Regions from separate parts of the Mus musculus genome. Here all the other regions are linked to region 3. A link is a loop called in an ENCODE intact Hi-C map of the cell type or tissue named here. Cell type or tissue: heart. All regions are shown on one strand. Region 1 has its middle 56 kb from the start of Gm40727. Region 2 holds the start of Gm33980 (a long non-coding RNA gene). Region 3 holds the start of Nuak1 (NUAK family, SNF1-like kinase, 1). Region 4 overlaps Nuak1 (NUAK family, SNF1-like kinase, 1). Region 5 overlaps Gm34184 (predicted gene, 34184). Region 6 overlaps Gm34184 (predicted gene, 34184). Region 7 has its middle 110 kb from the start of Gm46201.

Evidence for each region. A loop is a pair of places that touch in the nucleus more often than their neighbours do. Peaks named below come from ENCODE experiments on the same cell type or tissue, not always from the same donor. Only the 100,000 strongest peaks of a DNase experiment are listed, where the experiment ranks them.
Region 1: a loop joins it to region 3, with 3 times the contacts of the local background. A loop is called at or near these places in 15 of 42 quality-filtered maps.
Region 2: a loop joins it to region 3, with 2.7 times the contacts of the local background. A loop is called at or near these places in 2 of 42 quality-filtered maps.
Region 4: it touches region 3 in a loop (4-fold over the local background); 18 of 42 quality-filtered maps call a loop at or near these places.
Region 5: a loop joins it to region 3, with 3 times the contacts of the local background. A loop is called at or near these places in 9 of 42 quality-filtered maps.
Region 6: it touches region 3 in a loop (2.6-fold over the local background); 9 of 42 quality-filtered maps call a loop at or near these places.
Region 7: it touches region 3 in a loop (2.7-fold over the local background); 6 of 42 quality-filtered maps call a loop at or near these places.

The regions. Positions count from the first base shown.
Region 1 is chr10:84,164,331-84,168,330 of GRCm38, reverse strand. No RefSeq gene overlaps it. Among named protein-coding and RNA genes, the nearest start is that of Gm40727, 56 kb to the right of the region's middle. In heart, a CTCF peak has its summit at 1,624 (motif pointing left); no DNase peak of the experiment used is centred here; H3K27ac peaks cover 546 bases.
Region 2 is chr10:83,932,173-83,936,172 of GRCm38, reverse strand. It overlaps Gm33980 (a long non-coding RNA gene), which reads left to right and starts at 2,648. Exons shown (of 3, transcript XR_380635.2): 1 at 2,648-2,704; 2 at 2,798-2,922; 3 at 3,221-3,455. In heart, a CTCF peak has its summit at 1,542; no DNase peak of the experiment used is centred here.
Region 3 is chr10:84,438,113-84,442,112 of GRCm38, reverse strand. It overlaps Nuak1 (NUAK family, SNF1-like kinase, 1), which reads left to right and starts at 1,445. Exons shown (of 7, transcript NM_001004363.2): 1 at 1,445-1,998. The coding sequence starts at 1,756. In heart, a CTCF peak has its summit at 1,544; DNase peaks (open chromatin) are centred at 692, 1,452, 2,712 and 3,882; H3K4me3 peaks cover 4,000 bases; H3K27ac peaks cover 3,929 bases.
Region 4 is chr10:84,386,428-84,390,427 of GRCm38, reverse strand. The region is part of intron 4 of Nuak1 (NUAK family, SNF1-like kinase, 1); the gene reads left to right. Among named protein-coding and RNA genes, the nearest start is that of Nuak1, 52 kb to the left of the region's middle. In heart, a CTCF peak has its summit at 1,728; DNase peaks (open chromatin) are centred at 423, 1,667 and 2,917; H3K4me3 peaks cover 2,058 bases; H3K27ac peaks cover 4,000 bases.
Region 5 is chr10:84,058,944-84,062,943 of GRCm38, reverse strand. The region is part of intron 2 of Gm34184 (predicted gene, 34184); the gene reads left to right. Among named protein-coding and RNA genes, the nearest start is that of Gm34113, 24 kb to the left of the region's middle. In heart, no CTCF peak of the experiment used is centred here; a DNase peak (open chromatin) is centred at 2,103; H3K4me3 peaks cover 532 bases; H3K27ac peaks cover 1,277 bases.
Region 6 is chr10:84,065,078-84,069,077 of GRCm38, reverse strand. All of the region lies in intron 2 of Gm34184 (predicted gene, 34184), which reads left to right. Among named protein-coding and RNA genes, the nearest start is that of Gm34113, 18 kb to the left of the region's middle. In heart, no CTCF peak of the experiment used is centred here; a DNase peak (open chromatin) is centred at 1,857; H3K27ac peaks cover 243 bases.
Region 7 is chr10:84,228,506-84,232,505 of GRCm38, reverse strand. No RefSeq gene overlaps it. Among named protein-coding and RNA genes, the nearest start is that of Gm46201, 110 kb to the left of the region's middle. In heart, no CTCF peak of the experiment used is centred here; a DNase peak (open chromatin) is centred at 1,875; H3K4me3 peaks cover 280 bases; H3K27ac peaks cover 1,959 bases.

The DNA.
Region 1 (4,000 bases), 270 kb after region 3:
ATGGGCAGCTTCTTGGCCAACAACTTTAGTGGTGAAGAAGATAAATATAAAACTGCTTGCAACTGGCTTCAAAACTGTGCAGAGATGAAAGGGTGCAGGAAGTTGACTGGCCACAAATACAAAGGAAGCCGACTTCAAAAAGACCGGAGCATCAAATAAAGAGCACAGAAGGTATTTCAAGAATGAAAGGCAAGATGCGCAGGGTTACCAAAGGCAGGTTGAGGAATGAATGGGAGAAATCAGACTTCTTCCATGGCTACAATCTGCAGACATCTTTAGCCAGGCTGTTGCAGAATTCAGGGAAACAGTCTTTCAGCCTGGGGGCATGTTAATGGGGACATGCATATCATATCTACTTGGGGGACAGAACCAAAGAGAGCATCCTATTCTTTGTTCTTCGCAACTCATGTTCTATCTCTGTGTTCCCTGTCCTGAGACTGGATTCTGTCTGTCTGTCCCTTGCCCCCAGACTGAGGAGTTCAGCTCATGTTTATTAGTAACGCTCATGGAAATAGACATTTTTTTTTTGTCCTACAGTATTTCCTTGACCACAAAGTACAGCTTTTGCTCAGAGTATAGTTGCTGCTGCTGTTCTTAGTGAGTTTTCCATTCTCCTGGACGAACCACACACTTCAGCAACAGTAGCTGCCATTCACTGAGTGCCAATCATAGGCTGGTGGTAGAGCTGGCCCTGCAGTGGGATCCTAGCTAATATTTATTGAGCTTCCCTCTACTCCTGGCTCTCCTATTCTTAGCACTCTGCTTCTGTTCACTCCTTCAGCTGTGCAGCAACCAAAGGCACATGTGTTCTTGCCATCCCTATCCTCCAGATGTGGACACCAAGGCCCAGAAGTTTTCCTGGCTATCACAGGTGAGTCAGCAGAAGAGCTGGCTATCACGCTGAGCCTACAGTCTCAGAAACACTGTGCCAATCACACTATTTGTTCATATTCTTTTTCAGTCTCACACCCTGGTTAGGCAGATATCACTGCTACCATGGTGCTAATGAAGTCTATAGTGTTGACCTTAGTAAAACTACATAGAATGCTGTAGAATGGGCATTTAAGTCTGGAGTGTGGTATCACCTAGATTTTATGATACACCATCAAGCTGGCTGTCAGGCAGACAAGTTCCTATCGGTTGTTCTACTGGTTTGGATGGAGAATGTTTGCCATAGGTTTATGTATTTGAGTTCTTGGTCTCCAGCTGGAGGCACTGTTTGGGGAGGCTTAGGAGGTGTGGTCCTCCTAGAGAAAGTTTGCCATTAGAGGTGGACTTAAGTGTCAAAGTTTTTTGGCATTTTGACACCAGTATGCTAGTGTCTCTTCTGTATGCTTGTAGTTGAAATACTAGTTCCCATCTTCTCATGCCATCTGTTTGTGGCCATTCCTCCTTGGAGATTGGTGAAGGGTTAGTTCCCATACTGGGGCCTCCAGCAGGACAGCCAGAAGATGAGCCCTGGGGGTCAAACACCACAGATAAGGACATGCTGTGATTAGTCCTTGCTTCCCTTCAAAGACAAGGGCAGGGCCCGGGCACTGAAGCACACATCAGAGCTGACAATCTGGGGAGGGGAGATGGTGCCAAGCTGGTACTGTACTGAGAGTTCTGACAGCCCCTTGGAGACCCCTGGTGGACAAGTAAGTTTTGTTTCACCAACTATGTGCCAGAGAGTTCCTGTGCTCGGGTCGTTACCACAAGCTTGGCCTTCACTGGACTCACACTTTGTAGTTATCATAGATGGTCAAGGAGAAAATTGCAATAGGACCTTTAAGTGCCATTTCCCCTGGACAACTGCATCCCGCACCTACATGATGTTTGCTAGTGCTTTCAGAGCAGGCCATTGGAAGGGCTGATGTGTTCCAGTGACTGCTTCAGCATAGGCTCTGGCAACTGTGTGTGTGTGGGGTCTGTGTTTCTCCAGCCCCGCAGGTGATACAATCAATCAGGGGCCTGGCAGGTCTACCAAAGCATGCTGCTCACATTTATCATCCATTCCTGAATGTGCACTTGCAATTAGGAGATAGCACGTTAGATGCGGCTCAGCCTGGGGATTCTTCCGTGTGGTGAATACGGAAAGTCTACCAGCCTGCTAGATAGAGCAGGTTGAACAACCGTCATTGCAGAATGCTGAGATAATTAATGGGGGTAACAAAATTTGTTATTGTTAGATACAAAACAATTCCAGGACCTTTCAAACAGTTAATAAATAAAGAGATACTGTAGATAATCTTAGCTAATGCAGCTATTTTAAAGGCAACAATTGAGCTAGATCCCTTTAACAGCAAATTAATTATCTCTTCGGTCATAGCATGTTTATGAAGTTAGAATTGTTGTGCCTGACAGGAAACAGAGGTTAGTGCAGATGGGAACGCTTGCAGAACCATTTGATATATTAGCACTTATAAAATTACTTAATGACCTTAAATTATATTTGTTGCCTAGAGATTTTCCCATTTAAGCCCTGTAACTTTAGAGACGTTTTCTTTGGATTGCCTTGCTTTCGGGAGGGTGATCCATGAAAATAAAAGCGCCCCTTCAAAGGGGGAAATAAAGGTCTCTAAAATCATGAGTGAGAACATCTGTAGTTGATCCAGCCAATCAAGACACACAAGGTGAGAAGCAAAGAGAGGAAGGGGGGGGGAAGAGGAAGAAGAAAAAGGAGGAGGGGAGAGTAGGAGGGAGGAGGGAGAAGAGGGAGGAAGAAAAAAGAAAGAGGAAAGGAGAAAAGGGGGAGGGAAGGCAGGATGGAGGGAGAGAGGAAGAGAGGAGAAAAGAGCAGGAGGGAGGAGGAGGGGAGGGCAGGAGGGAAGAAGAGAGGGGGAGGAGTAGAGGAGGGAGGAGTAGGGGAGGCAGGAGGAAAAAGGACAGGAGAAAGGAGGGGAGGAGGGAAGAGGGGAAGAGGGGGGAGGAGGAGGAAGAAGTAGAAAAAGAAGGAGGTGGGGAGGTAGGAGGGAAAAGGAGTGTGTGTCAGAGAACAGTATGGGATTCACCCTTCCATTTTCTTCTGGTGGATCAAACAGACTTTACCAAAACCCATTTAGCTTTGAGCCAACAGAAGCCTCACTTAGCCAAGTCCTGCCAACGGGAGTACAGTTATCTCACACAGGGACAGCCAGAACTCGCCTTTCCTTTTCCTCCCCTTCCTTGTCCGACCCTCCCTCCCCATGTTCTCAGGTCCCGGTAAGTCCGATAGTCTAGTCGCCAGAGTGAGCCGTGCTGGCTGGAGAGGATGGCACTGAGAAACTGCGGGGTCCACACCCTCGCCGCATGGATGTGATGTGGCAGTTCGCTAGGCAGTTAGCACAGTAAGGTTGTGACAGAGGCCAGTTGTTGGACGAATCTGCACCTTGGATGCTCAGCTTGTTTGTTTGTAACGCTTCAGGAGCCGCTTCCTCCGTCCTCCCTAAGCAGGGGCCACGGAGCCTGGTCCCTTGCCCACTCATGGGCCACTCTTGCCTGGTCTTCTCTGTTATCCCCAATGGACTCCACTGGAGCTTTGCTGGTGTCACTCAGACCCCAGGGAAGTTCATGTCACTTCCTGCTGAGTGCCTGAAGAGAGGAGCTGGTGAGCAAACTCTCTCCCTTCCCTCTGACCATGGCAAGTCCTGAGATGCAGTCTATCCCTCAGAGAATGATCCCCCCCACCCCGTGTCCAACAGCCACATTTAGCCATGGCCAGCTCAGCAGTGCATTTTCTGCTAAGTGTGCTCCCTCTTTGGTAAGCTGTTTTCTAAATGCCCACTGTTCCTAGATGCTTACTCCTTGATGGACAGAACTCCGCTGTCTCCTTGAACCTCCTGATAGAGAGAACGGCCCTGTTTCACTGCATCCCATGATGGACAGACATTCACTGTCTCCTTTTACTTAGGGGCTGGACTTGGGGACTCACTTGTAGAGAAGGGAGTTCTGCAGGGATAGTGTGTCACCTCCAAAGACTGTGTGATAAAAAAAAAAGACTTTTTCCTTCTTGGGGTTTTCTTTGTGGCCTAAATTGTGT
Region 2 (4,000 bases), 510 kb after region 3:
ACATTTCTAAAGTTAGTCATTCTAAGGCTTGAAGGAGTAATTATGCTATGTCTCAGACTCTGGGACAAATGGCTGAGGAGCCTATTTAACAAATCAAGTAGACCTGACCACCAGATTTTCCCAGCATCCTTCAGTCCCTTCCTGTTTACATCCTGTCCTTCCCCCAGAGGCTCTTCCCTGTAGAATCCAAACACTTTAGTTACCTGCTCATTTTGTACCTCTGCCCTCTTGGCTGCTGTACCTGGTTCCCCTCTCTTCCTACCTCCCTTCCCTATCTCCGCCCCCACCCTCACCATGCCCCCTGTCCTTCTATCTCCTCCCATGGCTCAGGGTCATGTCTGAACTCTCCCAGATGGCCCGGCCTCTAGCTATGCTTTCCCACATGTCTATAACAAACTTTCTCCTCCACTATACCTAGGAGAACTCATTCTTTCCTTGTCCTTTCTGCCTCATTCACATATTAGCTGCCATTTATCAAGTTCCTACTTAACACTGATTTTTTTTTTTTGTTGGTTTGGTTTGGTTTGGTTTGGTTTGGTTTGGTTTGGTTTGGTTTGGTTTGGTTTGGTTTGGCTTGGCTTGGTTTGGCTTTGGTTTTCAGGGTTGTCAAAAACAGGGTTTTTCTGTGTAGCCATGACTGTTCTACAACTCAATATGTAGACGAGCTGACCTTGAACTCATAGAGATCCCCCTGCCTCTGCCTCCCAAGTGTTAGAACTAAAGAATGCCACCACTTCACAGCTAACAATAATCTTCATAACAGTTTAGAAGTGCCCCCTCATTACCTGCTATTTACCTCGCTTCTTCCCTGATCACTCAATGCCAGGAGGACTAGTGTGGTAGCCCCTTGTCTATTCCATCCATGCCTGGCCTCCCATATGGCAACAAATGCATCTTCTTAAATATCCAATCAGAGTCCATCTCCACCATGCCCCATACCTGCCAGGGGCTGCCCGTCGGACAGGCGGAAAGAGCTAGATCGAAGTCCATCACCAGTCACAGTTCTTCAGATGTGTACTCCATCCATTCAAGTGTGTGCTGTAATCATCCCTTCTGTGGAAACTGAGATTCACTTCACCGAGAGTAAAGAACTTATCACAGGCTGCCCAGCAGGCTGGTGGCCCCACTGAATATGAGGACATTGATCACATAGGTACTCAGCCCATTTGCAGGCTGGAGGCTTGGGAAGGTCCACGCTGTTCTCTCATCGTCTGGTCCCTTGGAGGTACCTTTCAGAGAGGAGAGTTCATGACATCCTTTGGTGTAGGGTGTTCTCTCTACTCCTTAGAATGCCAATGAACTCAGCCCCCAGGGAGTGCTCCTGTAAGCTTCCCTGTCACCCCCTGCCCTGTCTCAGCCTGACATTCCCATGGCCTTTGTCCCCTTTCCCAGAATGCTCTTAGCCTTGACATGAAGGACGTGCTAAACCTTGGCAAGCATCCATTTCGGATACCTAATGTTCTGTGACTAATGACTGAGCAGGAGGGACTCTGATAGAAATATCCCATGGATTCTGTGTCCCTTAGTCCCCCTACAGGCCAACTTGGGAGTTAATCTACTCCAACCTCCAGTATACAGCTCCTGCCACTTTGGTGTCTTCTGGATATTAGTCATCTACCAACATTTAAAGTTGATGTCACATGGATGGCATTCGTTCACACTTTAACCTTTTGAACACCTGCCTTCTTTGGGAGGATTCCTTACTATGTGAACTATGAAATCGAAGAGGGCTCTCCCTCCTGTCTGACCTAAGAAGAGTTAGCAGGGTGCTTCAGCTCTGGCTATGACTCCTAAGCAGGCCATGCAACTGCATGGAAAAAAATCAAAGCTCTGTGTTAAATGGCAACAACGTTTGGTACCCTGACAGCAGTTATGGAAATGGAACACTTTCTGCAGAGGGACCATAGCTGTGACCTGACTGCCTGGGAGATGTAGGTCCTGGACACGTTCTCCAATTTTCAGAACTCTGCCATCACCCTTTGAATGCTTTTTCTTGTTAAATCTGCTGCTGTCATCCAGCAACCTTGAGTGGTACCCACAGAGATGCAGACTTGGGACACGGTAAGATGGCACACGGAGCTCCATGCAAAATTCCCCAACTGTCCTGATTTAAGCTCATTGCAAGCTGCCAAGTCTAAAATGAGGGAGAATTACAGGGAGAATAATTACAGGGAGAATCCATGACAGAGATCTTAAGAACCGGGAGCTAGCCAGGTTCTTGAGTCCTGCAGACTCATGTCCATAGCATATATTCTATGGGCACATAGACACAGCCTGAACACGTAAGCAATTCATTGCACAACAGGGCCAGTCTAGTAGGGCATTGTGAGGTGTTAAGTGTTCCTTAATACACAGCCAGCACCAGGAAGACAGGGAGGCGGGCTGGGGCAAAGGTGACCCTAGGGAATGCTATGTCAGAGCTTCCTCACATGTAACAGGTGCCTTGTGGTTTCCGTAATTTCAGAGTCTTGGAGAAGCCCTGCTGTTTATCAGATCAAAAGGGCACAGAAAATCAAGCTACAGGTAGAATCTTCTGCCGCTTTCAGCCTCCCTGTCTCCATCCTTCGTTGAGTCTTGTAGTTAAGCTGCATGCGTGGGCATGACATCACTTCGTTTCAAAGCAATTCCCAAGAAGGGCGCTGTTTGTCATCCTCAAGTTGTTTATATCACAAATGAGGAAGCTCAAACTCCAAGAGGCAGGCAGGTATGGAGTGGCAGATCCGGGAGCTGAGCCCAGACCAGCCAGGCTCTAAATGTCACATTGTTTCTACTAAGTAGGGGCTGTTTTCCTTTCCAGGGCAATTGTCAAGGGCCCTAACCAAGAAGGGCTGTCAACTAAGGCCTCTGACAGTAGAATGGACAGGAAGTCTTGTGGTGGCCGCAAGTGATAGATATATGGAGGTAGCTGCCCATGAGATGTGGGTATGTCAGAACTGGGCTGGGTTACTAATGCAGAGCGACTTCTGACCGAGTTGTTTTCTCAAGAAGTCTTGGTGGGGACATTGTTCTAGAAGAAGGGGGAGTGGAGTGGAGGAGGAGGGTGGAGGAGGAGGGTGGAGGAGGAGGAAGGAGATGAGAGGAGGGTGAATGGGAGCAGAGAGAGAAGGCCAGAAAGAGAAAGGCAGAGGGAGAAGGAAGGGATGAAGGAGGGGAGAAAGGGTTGAGTTAAGGCTTTATCTTCATTTGTATCTTCATTCCTGTTCTGAATGGAATTCTCTAGAAGCAACAAGCCTTTCAAGATGTCAGCATCCCTCCAACCTCCAGCTGAGGCAGAGCCCCTTCACCACTTACATATGTCTGCTGGACAGGAACCTCTTAAGACCTGTTCAAGATAACACAGCTGTGTACAAGCGGAAAATGGAACAGTTTCGCAGCCTTGAAGAGAACCTCCTTGAAGATGAGCAATTTGCTTCCTTTGGAGCCTTCTGAGGGCACCACTCCCATCTTCCCCACCACAGCCCTAAGGGCTTGCCAATGCTGTATAGAAAGAGAAGCTTCATGGAGCAGCAGAGCTGTCCTGCCAGTGGCTCATCTCTGACTGATGGAACAGTCATTCCCCACCTGGACTGTAGTTGACTTGGACAAAAATATGTTTGTTTCCCCCAGTGATGCTGATCTTTGCCATGATGGGAGTTCTGCACATCTGGCCTCTTGCCCCACATGTCACTACTCCCTGGACAGCCAGAGCAAGGTACATGGCTAGTAGTAAGGGTTCAATGAGGCCAAGAGTTGGACCTCAGTCTCTTGTCTTCATCCTTAAAAGTGAGAGGTTTGTCAAGTTTCAGGCTCCCCTCAGGCTGGGGGATCCCGTGGATCGGTCTACGGTCCCGTGGGAGGTCAAGAGCATAGCCATCTCAGACTCTTGCTGTAAGTCCCGTGCTCCAGTCACACAGATGACAGGCCATGTGCCTTGCCCTCTGGTCTCAGTTCAGAATCAGGAGTGAAGGGAAAGATCTGCTTGTGCCCTTGGCAAACTCAGGGAGCAGAACGCACAGCCAGT
Region 3 (4,000 bases):
TGGAGATAAGACCATTATCAAGTCCAGAACTGAGCGGAGGAGTGAGGGCCGACAATGGGTGTGTTTCAGGCCATGACTCTGACAACAGGGGTGGGGGCGAGGGGCGTCTCGAGAAGACAGGCTGTTGCTAGAGTCCAGTGTAAGGTGAGAAGTAGACAAGAGTGAAGTCAGAAGGAATTTGGAGGGCGGGAGGAACCTGAGGGCTGCAGAAGGAAGTGCCAGTACTTGGAGACTACACCAGATGCTCTTCCTGGTCGGTCTTCCCACCCTAGTGTGGAACAATGTAATTTATGTGAAATTACTTTAAAAAATTTCTCAAGATACCTTTAATTTTTTCATGTCTTATTTTTCCTCCCTTCATCTCAGGAGAACCAGGGCAGCCTTGCTGGGAGGCCTTCCTGCCTGACCTTCACCTGGTGGGGTGAGATCTGGCCGTTTTAGTCAAAGGAAAATTCCCATCGCCTGAGGGGGTCAAGAGGCCTGCAAGTGGCCTCTGGCTTGGACAAGGAACTGCTCAGCAGGCCAAGGCCTAGGCTTATCTCAGAGCCTTGGTTTGTCGGAAAGGGGTCTTTCCAATGGCGCTGGGCAGCTCAGGGGACCCAGCTCCATCCAGGCCCCCACTTCCCTCCTCTTAGGTGTTGGTCCCTGTTGGACTCCCGAACTTTACCGGGAGATCGGAGCCCTGGAGAAGGGCCGGGTTCCTCCTTCGAGCCTCCCTTCGTTCCTGACTCCGCCTTTCTCCCTGAGAGAGCCGGGGTTCCGAAGCATCCCTCTCGGGGACTTTCCAGGCTCCGCGGTTGCTCCAGGAGGGCCCTGCCCTGACCGTGCCGGAGCTGGGGGCCTGCAGGGCCTCGGCGGCTGGAGGGGACTGTGACTCACCGCCGGTAACCCAACACCGCTGGGCCTCCTTTCAACCCAGCCTCCCCCTGCTCCAGCGAGCCTGGCGGCCTCCGCCACACCATAACAAACATGAAGAAGGGTGGCCCAGGAGGCTACAGCCCCGGGCCACAGAGCGTGAGCCTGGCTCTGTGCGTTGTCGCCTCTGCGGCCTCGGGGACCTGCGACCTTTATCCGAGGCCGATCGGCCCAAGCTAGCTGCGGACGGCCCGCAGTAGTTCCGGAGGGTGAGTGCGGGACGCTCGGGGAGGGGACAAGAGCACTGACGATCCCCAACCCCTCCACCTCGACCCACCCGGGACCTTGCGTCCCCACCCGGCGAGGACAAAGCAGCCGGGCCGCCGCCCCGGCCTGCGCCGCGCCGCACAAAGAGTGAACAACGACACGCACCCCGCCCCCTCCCTGCTCGGTGGCCCGGCGCGGAGGTGGGGACACCCGGGCGCCCGCCCCGCGTTCCCCTCTCGCCCCGCCCCGTCTGCGCGTCCTCCCGGCGCGGGGGCGGGGGGCGCGGCGCCCCACATAACACTCCTCTCCAGCGCGCGGAGCCACCCTCTCCCCTCCTTCTCGCCAACACCACCGCCTCCCCTGACATCGCTGCCACCTCGCCGGACGCTCCGCAGATTGCCGCGGCTGGCCAGGGGGCGGTGCGCCGAGCGTGCGCGCCCGGGACGCCAGATGTGCAGTCGCCGCCGCCGCCGCCGCTAGTGCCCCAGCGGCAGCCAGAGCCAGGTCGGGTCGTCTCAGCAATGCTGCTGCGGGGGCGACCTTGAACGCACCCCGGTTTCCCTCGGTGGGGACCACCCCGAGCCCCTGTGCCGGGACCTGCCCTCTCCAACTCGGCTCGCCCTGCGCTTGGTCATGGAAGGGGCGGCAGTGTCCGCGGCAGGGGATGGCCCTGCTGTAGAGACCGGCTTGCCGGGCTCTCCGCTGGAGGCGGTGGCCGGGGCGACTGCAGCCCCAGTGGAGCCCAGGAAGCCGCACGGGGTGAAGCGACATCACCACAAACACAACTTGAAGCATCGCTATGAGCTGCAAGAGACCCTGGGCAAAGGTACCTACGGCAAAGTCAAGAGAGCCACCGAGAGGTTTTCAGGCCGAGTGGTGAGTAAGGGAAATTCCTGGAGGGGTTCGAGCTGGTTCCCTGGTGGCCCAAGATGGGGGCGGGGAGACGGTCTGGGGGCACCACGCCACCGGGGCTCCCTTCTCTAGAAAGGTTTCAGCAGAAGCCCCCAGTCAGACTCCTCACTTTCCTTTCAGCACCCCGTGACTCAGGTGTATATCTCCGAAAACACTTGTTACATCTTGTCTGCACATATTTTGGGGGCTTCTCTCACCCCACCTTTTTTATTTTTTTATTTTTTACCCCAGCTAGCAAAGTAGTGTTTAGGATTCACATTTTGCAGCTTTGAGAACATGGGGTCTTCCCCAAAGACACACCTTCAGACCTTGTCCGGGAGTTCCTTATTTGTACAAACTCCAAAAAGACCTACATTATCAGCCATGAAGCTGGGCTCGAAAGTGTGGTGTCCTGTAGTTGCTCAGGACCCCCGCTTCTTTCCCATCTACCTGCAGTCCCACTTCTCCTTTCCACTGGGATGCTTGCTTACCCTGATGCTGCTCTTGCTGCAAAAGACAGACTCCTCCTGTCTATCAAACCTAAAAGCTTCTACTGAATGTCTGAGGTTTCTTGACAGCTTGCATTCCCGCCTCTGGCAAGCATGACATGTCCCTGGCAGGGGTGGCCATTCAGTCCCAGAGTTGATTTGCAGCAGGCTCGCTTGCCTTACCAGGTCCTGGCTTCAGGACTACTTAAATTGTTCAAGGGGTCTGGCCGGCCGCACCCGATACAGCTGAAGCTCTGCCAGGTGCCTCGGGGGCTCAGTATTGTCCCAGTTTTGGATTGTTGTCGGTTCCCCCTCTGCAGAACAGGCCCTTGAAATCCACACTGGTTGTGGCTAGAGTTGGGTTCAAAGTGACTGACTCTTGCAGAAAGAGTTTGTGTGGTGTATGGCAGAAATGCACATGGTTCTTTGATTTAAAGCATATCAGATGTACTTTAATCGATTTAGGGCCAAAGTCAGAAACTATGACGCTTCTCGTGTGTGCAGTTTTTCGGGGTACTGGGGGACTGGGGGAGGATGCTGTTGCTTATAAACCTAACCAGTAGCTACAGGGAGGGCAAAGCGAACTGTCAGTGTGTTGGTAGTATTTCTTTTTTATTTATATAGAGATAGTTCTGTGGAAACTGATTGCGGTCAGCAAGGTTTGCTCTTGTAATCTCAACTATGTGGCCAGCTGCAGAGCCCCTCCGCTTCTCAGACTCACTGCCCACGCTGACTTGCGTTATCATCTTTAAAACGTCTGTTATCAATGAGTTGGAGATAGGGATTTGTGTTCTTAAAATAAACTTCTCTGCCATACATGAATTTTATGATAATTGCGCAGGTGCCCTTTGCTTTCTAGACTGAGAATTCTGTGTGTGTGTGTGTGTGTGTGTGTGTGTGTGTGTGTTGGAGAGATTATCTGCAGATGAAGAGCCTGAGCAGCACGCTCATTCATGCGTTTCTTCCCGAGGTGACACTCCCCAGGCTGGACGTTGAATAAGCGGAAACTTAGTGTAGCTCCTTTCCCTGGTTGTCTTAATAGCTGATGAAGAATCGTGCTGGTAAGTTGGAAAGCAGGATAATGAAAAACAGGCGCTGTCTGAGGTGCAGGTTGAAGATGTGAGAAGGTGAGGGGTCGGAGCAGGGAGGGCAGGCCTGGAATCTGTGGTGGGGACCCTCACATTCTCACACCTAAGTGCTTGTGAGACAGCTCAGCCAGGCTTGGAATCTTTGTGGCATATGCTTGGCCGCTGAGCTCCATTGTGGCTTCCAGTCAGGCAGGCGTTCTTCTAGCTGTCTGATCCGCAGGCTGGGTTAGACTTGCATTGGTAGGCAGGCGCCTGCCTTCCTCTTTGGTGGGTGTCTGGAAACATTCTGCCAGGATTTAGCCTCATGGCCACTAGGGGGCGCCCAGAGAACGACAGAGGCTCATTTCTCCTCTGCAAGACCAGTCAGTCAGCTGTTATTGTCTGGTTCACCCTCCCTCCCATTGTGCTATT
Region 4 (4,000 bases), 52 kb after region 3:
AGTCTAGGAGTGGAGGCTCTGGAGTTGGATGGCCCAGGTTTGTGTGGTAGCCCTGTCTCTTGCTGATAGCAGGGTTCAGGATAAATTTCTCACGCACTGAACTTAGCTTCTCCTGTCAGGTAGGAAGAAGAGCTGTGTACTGTTTGTTTATTTTCCCCAGTCAATTTTTTCCCGAGAGTTTCTGTGGGCAATCCCCAGTTCTAGGTACCGACAATAAATGTGAAAGTAGTTAGAAATGCATTCAGAGGAGGTGGTGCTTAGCTGTGTCCATCCCAAGAGCTTGCCTAAGTCTAAGTGTCTGGCCCCTGCAGGAGGAAATGCATGGAAAGCCAGAAGCTTGGGCAAGTGGTTCTGGGATGGGGTGGTGGTCGGGCCTGCTGTCAGTTTGGACCCTTGCCTTCTAAGGGTTCCATATCATCTGTTGATCTCAGTGATACCCTGTCCAGATTCTTCCTGCCACCTGTCGCCGGGAGCCCTCGGAACTAAATGTAGACTATACAAGGTCTGGAATGTGAGCCTCTCGCCTGGGGATTGGGTTCTGTGGTACAGTGGGACCTCTTGGTCCCATGCTGTAGCCCCAGAAGTGATAAGGTGCATAGCTTCCTGTGGAGTCATAGAATTCCCTAATGGAGCAGAAGAATGGCCAGAATTCAGAGAGCAATTGTGTTGGGGACAATGGGGCAGCAGCCTGGAAGAACAGCTCATTTGTAAAACCCAAAGCAACAGAGAAGTGACTGTAGGGCATGGGGCTCCTGGGGACCAGGTTTTCCACCTGAGAGCCTCTGTTTTTGTATCCAAGTAGCACACATAGTACTTAATTACAAAAGTCAACTTTGGTCCTATATTTTTCTTTGTCTGTTTTCTTAGGAATCTCTGCTCCTGACATTGCCCAGGGTGGGAACGTGTGTGAGCATGTGTGTGTGTGTGTGTGTGTGTGTGTGTGTGCGCGCGCGTGTGCGCACACTCACACATAATCAAATCTGTCCTTTTAACAAGTCATTATTTACTGTTTCCTCCGTTGCTGCAGAGATGTCAACTAAGACCTGATAGTCTAGTTGAAAGAACTTGTTGAGGGTCGATTTCCAGCCTGGACTGTCTAAGGGGTGTGCCTGAGATCAGGAGTTTGTTGTCTTTCTCATTCCAGAGCATCTCCTGGTGCCTGGCACATGTAAGCATTATAACTGATTGATTTGTGGGCAAAGGAGCCCCTAGCCAGGATTAAAACTCACTCCCATGTTTGACTTCCAGGCAAACTCCATCCTCTTGCACCCACTTCCAAGTGTTTTAAAAATGTGTTTCAGCTGGTGCTGATTTGCCTTCCGGCTGCATGGGAATCCGCGCTTCCTGACTCAGCACTTTGCAGATGCATATTTAGAAAGGACAGTTGCTGACAGAAGCAGTCATACACATGGCCACAAGCTGGCCTTCTGTGTGAATGAAAGGCCATCGCTGCCTGGCCTAGGGGGACCGTGGGTACAAATGGACTACCAACCAACCGGATGTGAGTGGCAAGATCGATCGTGCTAAGGGCAGGGGGAGTGGCTGTCACATTGTGGGTCCACCTCTCCTGTGGCCCCGCGGGAAGTCTCTAAAGATGCTTCTGGCTGGAATGTGTTAGATGTTGCTGCAGTTTTGGTGTGAGCCATGTGACTGGTTGCTCTTCCCTTCTGTGCCTTATGCTGATTTGCAATGAGCACATCTGGTTTTGGAAATTATCTATCTGGCCACGGCAAGAGGGTGCGGCTTCTAAAAATATTCACGCAGTCCAACGGCAGAAGGAATGAGCGCGATGCGCTAGCTGCCTTGGGTCGCATTCCACCCTCTGTGGAAGCGTGGACTAAAATAGCACCCAGCCTAGCATTAATTTGCAATTAATGAAAACAGGCCAGATTCACATCCCACTCTCTGGGAGAATGGAATGCTGACCATTCCCAGAGAAGGCTCCTGTAAAAGTGCCTGCCGGAAGAGGGCCAGGCGCCCGGGTCAGCTGACCTCCTCTTGCAGGGCTGGGAATCTGCAGGGCTTTCAGAGCTCAGGAGAGAGGAACAGAGGGGAGATGATCTACTGCCCCTGTGACAATGGAGGCATGGCTGCTGTGGATAAGAGAGTCGCTTTGAATGGCAGTGACAAGAAGAGATAGAAATCTTGGCAGCTTAGCAAGGCGAAGCTTGGCATCATGGACCTCTGGGCTTTGGAGTGTGAGAACTTTGTAGTCTTGCATTAACTCCTTCATTTACCCATCAGGTGCACCCGAGTGTGTATATGTGGGGTTATTTATATCACAGCATACCTGCGCTGCCTGAGGTCATTCTTCTATCCTTTCAGGAGCTGAATATCTAGTATAGAGCATATGGCTTGATCATAAAATACTTAACCAAGTGTCAAATGCTATGTCGTTAGTCCTGTGCCGGGTGTTGGGGGATTTAATGGGGGAGGGATGGCCAGGTCCCTCTTGTCTTGGAGCTCTGAGTCTGGTGGTCATTTAACTAGTAGTGATAACTAGTCACCAAATATTAAGAAGGCAAAGAAGATAAGGTGTGCCCCCCTCCCTGCAGTGGACTTGGGGTTTCAGCTGGGGCTGAAACCAATAAACAAAAGAGTATGTGATCCACTTGTGCTGTGAAGGAGGTTGATCAGGGTGGGGACGGCGCCTGGCAGTGCCGTTCAGTGAATCTGGTCCAGAAAGGCTCCTTTGCATTGCCCTTGAAATCCTCAAATCTACAAAGCTTTCTCTGCCTTCCTGACCTTGGAACACACGGTTCCCTCTGTCTGGAATGCCCTTTCCATTCCCCCTTATCTGTCTATCCTCTAGGGGGTCTTCCTCCAGAGAGCTTTTCTTATCCCTTGGCAGACCAGATGCCCCTGTGCCATCTGGACGTGCTAAACAGGAAGGGGTGGGTCTGTCTAGCCAGATGGAGCAGAAAGCCTTTGAGGGGGAAGTGGTGACAGGCAGAGTTCTGAAGGCTGGGGAAGGGTCTGCTGGGGAGGGATCTGATGATGAGCTTGCAGAGGGAAGGAAACCGAAGGACGAAAGCACATTTGCTGAACTCCTGCTGGAAGCCAGAGCCCTGGGCCAGACCTTCCATGTGTTGTCTCCTTTCGTCTTTAGAATGTCCTCACCAGGGTGGGACCAAGTGCCTCATTTTTTTTTTTTTTCAGACAGGGAAATTCCTATAGCTCATCAGGAATGAGGCCGACTACAAACCTCTTCTTCGTTATTGCCAACCCCAAGATTTGCCCTGTCTCAGAGCCGGCCATCCGATAGGCCTTTCATATTCTCTTTATCTGAGTGCAAGTCTGTATCTGACTTGCAGACAGCTGCCCTAGGAGAGAACCTCAAGTGCTGATGTGCCGATGACCAGCTGAGCAAGTGCAGCCACATAGGACACTGGAGATGTGTATGCAGCTAAGTGGGGCTGGGTGGGTGTTAGCATCCTTTACTAGGTAGCTCTTGCCACACCCTCTATTAAGAGTTTCCCAGATTGCTCCCGATTGGTGATTAATGGTCTCAAGAAGTAATTCTTCTGAAGATGAAAGCCCGTCGACTCCCTACCTACGGCTCATTGTTCGGGTTGCTGCCCTCCTTCCGACTGCATAGGCCAGTGGCTGTCCAGGGTAAAGCCACAGTAATTAACTCCAAGGCCGGAAAGGAGCGATGGAGTGTGTCTTCCTGCATGGAATTACTATCTTCCTGTAGTTACAGAAAGCCTATTTCCTGTGAACAATAACTCCCTTTGACATAGAGTTTAACAGCCAGGATGGCTCTGGGAAGGCTCCTTGGGCAACACAGGTGCCTCAGTTTCTTCCTCTGCCAAGAGGGAATAATAATAATAATAATGATAATGATAATGATAATAAAGACCTTTCTCCAAGGGCTGTTGTGAGACCTGGTCACAGAGGTTTATGTAAGGCTCCTAGGCACTGACTGGCTCACAGCTGTGCTCCTGTGATCAATACAGCTCTTGCCCACTTGAGTTTGATTCTCACAGCACCCGGCAGT
Region 5 (4,000 bases), 380 kb after region 3:
AAAGAGAAATTAGGATGCTCTCTTCTGATCCCGAGGTCTCCATAAAGCATTTGTCTACATCTAGAACAAAAGATAAGGAAGCCCAAGGTCCCAAGGGGACCTCATCTCAGGGGCCTGTGCGTCTTTCCTCTGCTTCCTCAGCATCGGTATTAGTTATATGTCTCATCGCTATAACAAAAATACTTGACTAGTTGGGCACGGTGGCGCACGCCTTTAATCCCAGCACTCGGGAGGCAGAGGCAGGCAGATTTCTGAGTTTGACAAGAGTCTTAATGTAGGAAAGAAGGGTTTGTTCTGGGTTACAGTTCCTGGGACACAGTCCATCCTGTCAGGGAGACACAGCAACAAGAACAGGAGGTGGCTGCTTGGTCACATTGTGTCCAGTCAAAAAGCAAAGACTGCTTGCATTCAGCTTCTTTCTCCCACGGTATGGTACCACCCACATTTAGGGTAGTCCCCTTACTTGCATTAACCTAATCTAGAAAACCTCTAGTATACCTAGGCCCAGAGATTTGTTTCCATGGCGACTCTAAATTCTATCAAGTTGATGCCAAGATTAACTACCCAGAATCCTTAATTTGTATGGGGTCATCCATATTCAGAGGCTTTTCCTAACTTCCAAAAGCCCAGCTATTCACAATCCAACATGCACGGTGCTAAGGAAGCCAAAGGATGTCGGGGTAAATTTTTCCAGACAGCTCTCTGGATCTAGATTCCAGCTAGAAGGCGCCTGAAAAGTAATATTATCTAAGCAGAAAAAAATCATCGTTAGGAGGTTTCCCTAGGCTGTTTAATTTCTCTGCTGACAACAACTGTTCAAATCTTATACCAAATCCCTTCTCTCCAGCCAAATGTATCCTTTGGCCCAAATCTGTATGTAGTTTCTCTGATGCAGAATAGCTTCCACAGCCAAGCCAATGAGTCAGTTTTTAAAGTCTTTTAAAATCCAAAGAGATGTGCTTCCAGAAGCCTCCAACAACACTCCAAGGATGTGCGCATGAGTCTAAATACTCAGGTAAGCATACTAGAGGGGATATACATAGAGATACAATCTATGTATTTGTCCTGTCCCCTTTTTAGCTCAGACATACGAGGGAGAAGGAGGGTCCTATAGCGATGGTTCTCCAGTCCCTCCCCAAGGGCATCAACAAAGTTCTCATTCACTTAGGAAAGATAACAAACTTGCATAAACACCATGCTGCGAAGGTAATATGTGGACAGAGAGACAAGCTTCAGGCTCAGTCTTGTTGCTGGTGGTTGCCATCATCATCATCATCATCATTTTGCTTGTGTATGTGTGATATATACATGTGTTCATGGGTGTGTGGACACATGCGTATGGATGTGCATAAGTGCATATGTGTGGAGTTCAGAAATTAATATCACTGTCTCCCTCTATCTTTCCTCACTACTTACTGAAGCAAGGTCTCCTATCTACCAATTCTGCTAGACTATCTAGCAGTTTGTCCCTGAGATTTCTCTGTCCTGACCTCCCCCCAGTATTGGGATATAGGTAGGCTTCCATGCTCACCCAACGTTTATGTAAGAGCTGGGGATTTTAACGCTATTCATTGCATGTGTGTCCCAAAGTGCTTTGCCCACTGCAATGTCAGTTTTATAAATCACTAGCTGAGGGATTTGAGCCACCAGTCATCCAGCCTCCCAGACTCCCGTCCTCTTCTGCTTGTGGCGGTAAGCAGACCTCATTGCACACCTACAGCACAGAGCTAGCTGTAAGCAAACTCAGCTGAGGACAGCTGATGTGACAATGTGTATTGTCTCAGTGACATGTGTGCCCCATTGGGACTGGGGGACCCTGCCATGCTAGAGAGAGTCAGAATAAATCTGAAAACATCCAGCCAGCCTGGCTGGCTGTCACTCTGCTTCTCCCTGCAGTGTCTTGTGCTTGTGCCAGGGAGGTCACATTGAAACCATGAGTCCGACGAACAGAGGCCATGCATAGAGATAACGCCACCAGCCCCAGCCATGAGGCAAGGCTTAGAGGAAGACAAAAGAGTCCCAGTTGTTCATTTCTCGTCAGCTTTGCTCTGAAGGCTCCGTCCCCATCTGTCCCTGCCATGAAGACACTTGTTCACACCCAGCCTGCTTCCTGCCTGGATCCCTGCCACCTAGTGCTGTCTGACTTCCTGCCCCCTTCCTGTCTGCTGACTCTCCAACAGTGCCAAAGAGGCAGGGACAGCTCCTTTCAACTCCGTGCCTAACAGGCTAAATTCTGTAGCCCCAGCCTTTTTGTGGAGGGAGTGGGGGGTCTCCTCCAGAATTGTCTTCCAATTGAAACTTACTTCCCCAGACCTTACAACTTGTTTTCTTTCTTCCTAACATTTCCTGCTGAAAGCCAATGCCCAAAGCCACTGCTTCACCTCCCTGATTTTTTTCCCCTTGTCGTTTAACATAAATCAGTGTGCTCTGGTTCTCAAAACTAAAAGCCACATATAATTAAAACCCCAGCACAGAAAAAAATGATTTTGAGGTTTGGCACCAAGTCCTGGGGGATTAAAACAGAAGGATGCACTCGCCCTGCACACCCCTGCAGGGGATTGCTGCCATTCAGAAATGCACCTCAGGACTGAATGGTCTGATCTCTGCTCAAAAGCCATGCAGAAGTCTTGCCTCACCCTACAACACACACACACACACACGCACACGCACACGCACACGCGCACACGCACACACACACACACACAAATACACATACACACATAAACACACACACACACACACACACACACACACACAGAGCTTTCCCTTTTCTGAACCTGGACCCAAATTCCTTTCTTTCTGACCATCTGGTCTCCTCATTTTAACTTGGCCAAGCACAGCTAGGCAGGTCCCCCTCCCACTGTGAGGGTACAAAGGAAGAAAAGAGGACCCAAAATGGGCCTGACCTAGCCCCAGACTTCAATTCTATGCTACTTAATGTGCAATAAACCATCAAAGTGATGGATTCAGGGATATGTGCCCCCAAGCCACACTTGTTCAAAACTAAAGGCAGAGAAGAAAGAATTGAGAATAAATAGTCCTGAAGCTTTGGGGGAAAGTGACTGAAAATTGTTTCCCACTGTTCCCCGCAGTCATGGCTGGCAGCACTTGCTCTAGTCTTCCTCTAACAGACGGGCACTGATTAGAAGCTCAGCAAACCCAGTCACCTCTTCCCCTGGATGAAGCCCTTTTAGCCTTGATATCTGGTGCCTTCTCTCCCCTGTGTTGGAATAGAGACAGAGTTAGAACTTACTCAGCCTGTCATTGACCTCTAGGAGCATGCACAAGGTCTTTGACAATGTTTGAATGTCCCACAGCTTTAAACAGGAGACAGCAGATGAAGTCCCAAAAGTCATCGAATGCCTGATAGTAAAAGGCAAATGTTAACCAAGAGTATCCCCAGCAGAGTAGGGTATGACAGCAGCCAACAAAAGGGCATCTAGGTAAGGGGTGCAGGGTCCCAAGGGAGGTGACCACGGTTTCTGTAGGATTGTCCCTGCTAAAGTAGTAGTTCACCCGTTAGCTATAATGGGCTGAGGGCTGAGTTTAAGACACCTGGAGGCATAGCCTGAGGAAGGCAAGAGACTCAGAATAATCCAGAAAAGAAGGTGAGAAATTGCTGGTTGGACTGTAAGCTGGGTCATCTACTCTGGAAGTCAGTCTGGTGGTTCCTCAGAAAATTGGACACAGTGTTACCTGAGAACCCAGCTATACCACTCCTAGAATATACCCAAAAGATGATCCAACATATAACAAGGACACATGCTCCACTATGTTCATAGCAGCCTTGTTTAAAATAGCCAGAAGCTGGAAAGAACCCAGATGTCCCTCAGTAGAGGAATGGATACAGAAAATGTGGTACATTTACACAATGGAGTACTATTCAGATATTAAAAACAATGACTTCATGAAATTCTTAGGCAAATGTATGGAACTAGACTCCTGAGTGAGGTAACCCAGTCACAAGAGAACATACATGGCATGCACTCACTGGTACGTG
Region 6 (4,000 bases), 370 kb after region 3:
CTCTAAGTCTATGTCTTGACCATTCACACTCAAGCCTAGATTGTTGGCTGGCAGCCCTCAAGACATGGAGACAGAAACCTTGCCAAATAATGTCTCCTGTTAAGAGTCTTTTTAAAATAATTCCCACGTGTGTTGACTGCTTACGGTGTTCACATCACTGAAACTATCTCTTACCATCCTCACAACACTAGAATAGAGAAATGACTAATATTATCACTCCTATTGCATGGATGAATTACTGAAGCTCAGTGTCCAGGAGCTTGCCCAAGATTACACAGTGAATGAGTAGAAAGCAAGACTTAGACTCAGACTATCTGACTCCAGAGTTCATACCTTCCACTGGTGTCCCCACACAGCCTGTGGCAAAGGTCCTTTGGTTAAGATGTTGGCTTTGCCATCAAAACTGTGTGTTACTGATCAGGCCCAATGCTCCTTATGATGAGAAGTAGTTTGTCTAGCTACCTCTGGCTAATTCCGGGCTAATCTCCTTGAGGAAGATGGAAGGGGAGAGGCTTGTGAAGAGCCATGGCCAGGCTCCCGGGCTGACCCTTATGTCAGACTCAGAACTTAGGATCAGGATCCTCATGTCCAGATGAAAACCCAGCTAAGCCCAGATAAGTGGCTTTCCCATGATCCACCTCCAGTTGTGAGATGGGTTGAGTTGGTAGAATATAGGCTATCTGGTTGTTGTCTGTCAAAATTTAGACCCAAAGTCCCTCTTTCTGGTGCTGCCCCACTGCCCCCTGGGAGTGGAATGGTCGTGTTATTCACACATGTTCTACCAAAGCACTTGCAGTATTTCATGGCATGTCATTGTTTTGTAAGTATGTTCTCTCCCACCCGAACCAACCATTGGCCTCTGTAACTATAAACAGAAAATGTGTTTAACAAATGCACCCAGATAATCAACTAATGAATGAAGATGATTTAGCATCAATCTCTTCTTAGGGGGGCTTCGGACTCAGAGAAGTCTAGATCCATCAATTCTAAGCTATGTCTTGACACCTATGTAGCCTAGAGTCCCAGGACAGGCCCTATCAACCAGGAGGGCTTCTGGGAATATCCTGGGGCTCCCACCCTCCCATTTCCTATATTAATCAGCTCTTGCTCCTCTTTGACACATGGCAAACCTTACCTTGCTTTGTCCTGTTCCTTTAAGTCCCAGCAGTGTGACTAAAGCTCCCCCAAGCAGTCTACTCCTGCTATAGAGCAGTGGCCAGTTGGAGTTGAATGCACTGCCTTTGCCTGGGAACTGATGTTTTAACAAGGAACTGCCAAACATCCAATGCCTTAGCTCATCATGATAATAAATATAATAACTAATAATTACTTAGTTGCTACTATATGCCAGACACTATTTTCAGAGTTTTACAAGGTTAAGCCTCACACTAATTCTATGATGTAAGTTATTATACTAGACTCACAAACTTTCATCTGATATCTTCCCACTGGCCTTTCTCTGGTGCCTGAAATCTCAGAATGGGCTGATCCCTGTCAACAAACCCCCGGGAGAGTGCCTGGCTGATGCCTGGCTTTCTCACAAGTATTGTGGTCCAGGAAACATCGGAGAGACTCAGGAGTTATGCAGGGCAGGGAAGGTGACCTATCAATGTGCCCTCAGACCAGCTATTGTTGTGGGCCCTGGAGCTCAGTCTCATGGGAATACTGTGAAGTGAACCAGAGACATGGTTCAGGGTTTCTTACACCGCAGTGAGGGAAGTGGACATTCCTATTAGCTAATTCCTCATTATCATGGCAAAATTCATGGCAAAGCCAACTTAAGTAAGGGAGTATTTGTTTTGGCTTTTAGTTTGGGGTATATCAATCATGGCAAGGCACTCTGGCAGCTGTGAGCATGAGGCAGCTGGCCACAATGTGTCAGCAGTTAGGAGGCCAAGAGACAAAGATGCTAGTGCTTGCCTCCCTCTGCTCTTTTTATGCAGCCAAAACTCTAGTTGGTGGAATGGTTCCGTCCATATCTAGGGTGGGTCTTCCCACCTTAAATAACCCTGCCTAGATACTTCTCCACAGATATGTCCAAAGGTTCATCTCCAAGGTGATCCTGGATTCTGTCAATCACAGCATTCCTAAGGAAACTGTCACCTGTTGTGAAATGAACTGTTTCTAGAGAGCGCCGACTCCTTACGGTTCCATCAGGCAGTGGTCTGGGCAGGCTGACTGTGGAGAAACACCACAGGTAAAGAGATACAAGTGCTGCCACATGGGCTGGCTCCCAGTCCAGCCAGTGGGGTTCCAGGCTCCCGGCCTAGGGAGTGGGGTTCCAGGCTCCCAGTCCAGGGAGTGGGGTTCCAGAAGGATGGATAAGTAACAGTGGCATCTACTTCAATGTGTCACCAACTACTTGCCACTAAGTGAGTTGGCACTGGGGATGGAGGGCTAAGTGCTGGGGGTGTTGCTGCTTTGGGGTGACTGCAGGGACTTCTTGCAATCCTTCAATTTCTCATGCGTGCGGGACAATGCGGGTTTAGCCCGCCCAGCGTATCTGACTTATCCCACAGCTAGAAGAAACAGCTTCGGGAGACTCTTCAGGTTTCCTGTTGCTCAACCTCCTTGATGATTCGACCCATCATTCCTTAAATCTTCTATCACAGACTGCCAGGAGCTTGGCAGCAGCCACCAGGAAAGCCAAAAACACTGAGAGGGCACAGACTTCATTAGTCCTTTTGTCTTCTCACTGGTGAATTCTCCATGACTCTAACCCTGATAATACAAACCCAACAGAACTATGTGAAGAACGTGCCTGGACTGATGTGTCCTGACTTCCATGTTGAAACTCAGCCAATGCAAACCTTGCCCCCTTTCTTCCCAATTTCTGCCATAAACATTTTTTTTTTGAAAGCACATAGCTCCGGGTCCCAAGATCACATGAGCGTACTGCTCTTCCATGAGGGCTGCTTGTGTTGTTTTTTTATATAACATGCAAAATCAGAAAAGAGCAAAGCTCTATGAACTACATGAATGGGGACAGCCAGAGGACCTAGGACAGGAAGTACTTCAATATAATTCTCTCTGGAAAAATCTGACCCTTGCCTCTTCTTCTTCCTCTTTTTTCCTCCTTCTCCCCCTCCTCCTCCCCCCTTTCTCCTCCTCCTTCTCCATCCCCTTCCTAACCCTCCTCCCTCTCTTCCTCCTCTCCCTCCTCTTCCCCCTCTTCCTCCCTGCCCCCTCCCTTCTTCCTCTTTTTCCTCCTCCTCCCCTCCTCTTCCCCTCTTCCTCTCCCTTCTCCTTCCCCCTTTCCTCCTTTCTTTTTCCCTTCTTTCTTTGGTTTCCAAGTATTATGGGACATTGAAGGTGAAAGATCTAATATCCTTTGAATTCCAAGACCATGGCTCAGAGAGAATTGGGAAGTGACTCAAAAGAAGTCCAAGAACATGGCCTGTGGCTTTGAGAAAACAGAAATAAGCTTGGGGTGATCGTGACAATGTCCAGGGCAGGAAGACAATGTTTCCTTTACCTGGGCACTGTTACCTACACCTGACCCCTTTGATGGCTGGGGCAAGTGATCTTAGCAAAGGGACTCAGAACTCCACCCTGGGGACAGGACTGAGGAAAGTGGACTGCAGATTATAGATGTCGCACTGGGATAATAGAATGAAAGGGAAGCCACACCTCAGCAGCAGCACTTGTACCAGAGTTAAGGTTTTGGATTATCACATCAGACAAGGAGCTAGAACAAGATAAGGCTTTCCCCTCAGCAAAAGTAACAGGAAGAACATGGAAGGAAGAAACTGTAAATGCGAGCTACGACGAGGGATGACCTGGTGACTACAGTAATTATGAGTAATTATGGATCTGTGTGAACTACATATGTGTAAATGTGTGTATGCATCCCATTACTTTTTTTTTTTTCTTTCCTCCTGTTTCTAGTCATTTACTGTGTACTATAAAATGTGGTCACTATGTGGCATCTGACATATTGGTGTTAAGTTATTGGATCTTAAAGGGGGTGTGGTGCCAGGGAGCAGTGACACCCTGAGGA
Region 7 (4,000 bases), 210 kb after region 3:
TATATCTGACCCACAAGGTGAAGGCATAGAGAGAATAAGACTGAGCCTGGCATGGACTTTTGAAACTGCAAAGCCCCGCCCTCAGTGACATATCTTCTAATCCTTCCAAGACAGTTCTACCAACTATGGGCCAAACATTCAGATACAGGAACCTATGGGGGGCCATTCTCATTCAAACTACCACAGTCTATTATATTAAAATGATGCATTCTATTTTGTTATCTAATAGATAGCATTTAAATAGACACTCACGCCTAAAAATGTTGAGAAACCATTTTGAAATAGCTAAGCTATAACTGCATCTGATAGGCCAATAAGAATGCCTCCTTTCCCCCTCCCCTTTTCTGAAAAGAAAAAGAGAAGGCAAGAAGATGGTAGTGGAGTGGATGGGGGTGGGGGGAGGATGGGGAGAAGGGAGCAAGGAAAAACTGAGGTAGAGATGTAAAATTAATTAATTAACTAACTAACTAACTAATTAATTAATTAAATTTTCAAAAATGAATGTCCCCTTTCCTAGTATTGTATTCACTTTCCTAGGTTGTATTTTGTTTGTCTTGGTTGGTTTATAGTTTCAGAAGCTTAGAATTCAATGAATTTCTCTGTGTCTCTGTCTCTGTTTCTCTCTGTGTCTCTGTCTCTGTCTCTCTCTTCCTCTCTCTTCCTCTCTCTCTCTCTCTCTCTCTCTCTCTCTCTCTCTCTCTCTCTCTCTCTCTCTCTCTCCCTCTCTCTCTCTCTCTCTGTTGTGCTGTAAGTAAAGGCTACTATGTATAACCTTTATTTAAATTCAATATATCAGACTTACATTTAGAAAGCTTAAATTCCATCTTATTTTGAGGTTGTTATTTAAATATGTTGCATTTTCTTCATGAATTAAAAAATGTTTAGAAAGGAAAGATTAATTTCAAATGAAGCAAATGTAATTGCTACTATTATTGAGCAAAGTTTGGCACATATATACATGATTTTTGTTTATTTTCTGTGTGTGGCCCTGGCTGCCCTAGAACTCACTCTGTATTCCAGGCTGGCCTTGAACTCATAGATCTGCCTGTCTCTGCCTCCTGATTGCTGATATTAAAGGTGTGTGCCACCACTGCCAGATTAATTTTTTTCTTTTAAGTAAAGAAAAAAATCCCTATTCTTACACAAGCTATACATCACACAAACTAATATTTTATAATATAATTTTAAGATTTTTAAGCCCTAGTTGAACAAATTTTTAAAAATAGAAAGTTTAAAAGGAGCAGATAAGGAATGAAAATTTCCTTTTAATCATAGTCCAGGTTTAAAGTTTATATTCTTAATGGCAAGAAAGGAACCACGGGAAAGATTTAATTGGTAGTCAAAATAAAGTAAAATAAGATAAAAACTAAGAACAGAATCATTGAAAATATTCTTTGACATGGCAAATTGTTACTGGGCTAAGAAATGTGTATTCTACTGGTAATGCGGACACATCAGGAGCTGTGCTATGATAAGCAGGATCCTGAGATCTGGAGGTCTTTTCAAGGACTGGAAAGTCTAAAGACTCCTTGGCTAATTCACCAAACCCTTGGGGTCTGCACCAGGGTGTTGGAGACAGGCAAAGGGCTAGGCTCACTTCCTGCCTCAGTTTCCTCATCCACTAACAGTGTCTGCTGCTGAGTTCCTGAAACTCTTTAGGGTTGTCAATCACAGATTAACTTCTCTTTCATTGGGTGTTTCCTCTGCCGTGGATTGGCCCCACATTATTTGGTCTGGTAGGCAGCTCCCGCGGTTCATTGGCCTCTCATTTGCTTAGAGTCAAAGCTCCCTCTTCGCACCTTCTTATTCTAGCCTCTCATGCTTGGACCGCTTCCAGCTCTCTAAATCCATAACAGCTACTCATCAGCACCCCTCCCCAAGTCAGCCAATGCCATGTTATTTATGGCATAGTTTATCTTATTTGAGAATGGTCCAGGTCCTTTCTGTCCTTGAGCCCTTATTTGTCACTTGTCCTTATGACAAGTCCCGGTGTATTAATAGTCTGTGACTCATTCAAGGCGCCATTCAACAGTACAACCACCGGAGCCACTCGAGTAGGAAGACGGGAACGCGATGATTTCACTGGTGGGTGCCCTCAGATAAGCTTAGCTACCCGTAGGTGGTAGCACTGATGGGGGCTTTATTACCTGCTAGTCCCTTCATATAGGTTACTTCTTTATGCTTCCCATACCTGTGCCAAGTGCGTATTTTCTATTTTGCAAATGAAGACATGGAAGCTCGGAAATGTCAGCTGACTTGCTGCTGCAGTTCTCAGTGGGCACATCCACCAACCAGAAGCAGTGTGTTCCACACCCAAAGGCACGGTTTCTCTCCCCTACTGCCTGGTGCAGTGAATGTAGAATTTCCCCAGTGGTTGCAAGGAGACTTTTGTGCCCACCTGGACGTTATATTTCTACTCGGAATTTCAGAACATTCAAACGTGCTTGGTAGCTTGTTCCCCAGTGTTCTCAGTTGAAGCATCTCTTTATGGGCACAGCACATGGGCTTATGGACAGGTGGGCTATGGTTGTGAGCATCTTTGCCAGGCTTGTCCCTATTACCCCAGGACACAAGAGCTGCCAGTGTTTGTAGCATGCATGAGCCTAATTAGCAGTTTTAAGCGATCAGAACATCAAGTGCCTTCCTCTTTCTGCTCTGGAGACTTTCAAACACGCCTGCAGCATTGTTCTCTGTAATCCACAACATCCCCTGCCCTCCAAGGTAGACTCCAGCATGGGTTTCCTTGTACATCACGTTGCCCATTCCATACGGTATGTGGGCTGTGCTAGAGATGTTTGTGTCCCTCAGAGGCACCTGCTATAGGACTCTGGAGTGTTTGTCTCAAGTAATGTATTCTGTTGCAAAAGGCAAAAGAACCAATATTAATTAGGTGCAATTCCCAAGCCAAAAATGATACTAGCTGTTTTGCATGCATTATGTCATCTAATCCTCACAGGAATCTAAGAGAGAGGGACTTTAAAAGCCATTTATCAATACATGTACAAATAACATCGAAAGCAGAGGATGTTCCCAAGTGTGCTCTGTGGAGATGAGGCTGCCAAATGCAAATTAGGAAGAGACAGTTTCTGGAACACATAGTTCAGGGAAATCACAAGCTTTGAAGCAAGTAATTGCAAACACCACGGATGCTTGTGATATTCACAGATCAATCAGTATTCCTGCTGCGGTGAGCATTGGCTTTGTGACCACAGCTGCTGGGGTTCTCCATGAATCCCTTTACTATCTGACTTAGTGATTCCCCACAGCATCTTTAGAAGATATACAATCATGAAACACTTCTCTTGCAGGAACAGGGGTCTAGGGAATTAATGAACTTGTCCAAGTTTCCGTTATCACAGATTTAAGAACCAATTTTGTGTAGGCGTTGAGGCAAGACGGTGCAGTGGTTATGAGCAAGAAGGGACCAGGCTTTGGGGCTTCAAACTCTGTCTTCTAGTTGTTTCTTCTAAGAGCAATGACTCAGCTCTCTGAATCTTAGCTGTCTCTGTACAATGTAAAGATTATGATCTCATTCATGGTTGTTTCTTACGTTACATATAGGGAAACTGGAACCAAGGCTATAATCTAGGGTCCAGGGCCAAGTGGCAAGGTTGGGGCTTGGCAAAGTTGACAGATGCATCTCGGTCATTGGTGCCTGGTTACATTTCAAGTAACAGTGCTGTCAAGTTCATTCAGTGCCCAAGACCCAGTTTAATCCCTGCCGGAGCTCATCTTGATTGACCTTGCCATTGGAGCATTACTGGCTTGAGGTCTTTGAGGGCTAACATCCTTCCCCAGAGACTGGGTTGCTTCTCTCAGGGATGGATTCATTTTTGGAGAGAAGGCTGTTGTAAAGCACCCACCCATCCTCTTCTACCCCCTTCTCTTTTCTACATATCTTGCTTGCCATGCTCACACACACTCCTGCCATACGAAGTGCCTCCTAACCGTTACCACAATACTTTCCAGAGCAACGTGTTTAGATACATGTGTGTGTATA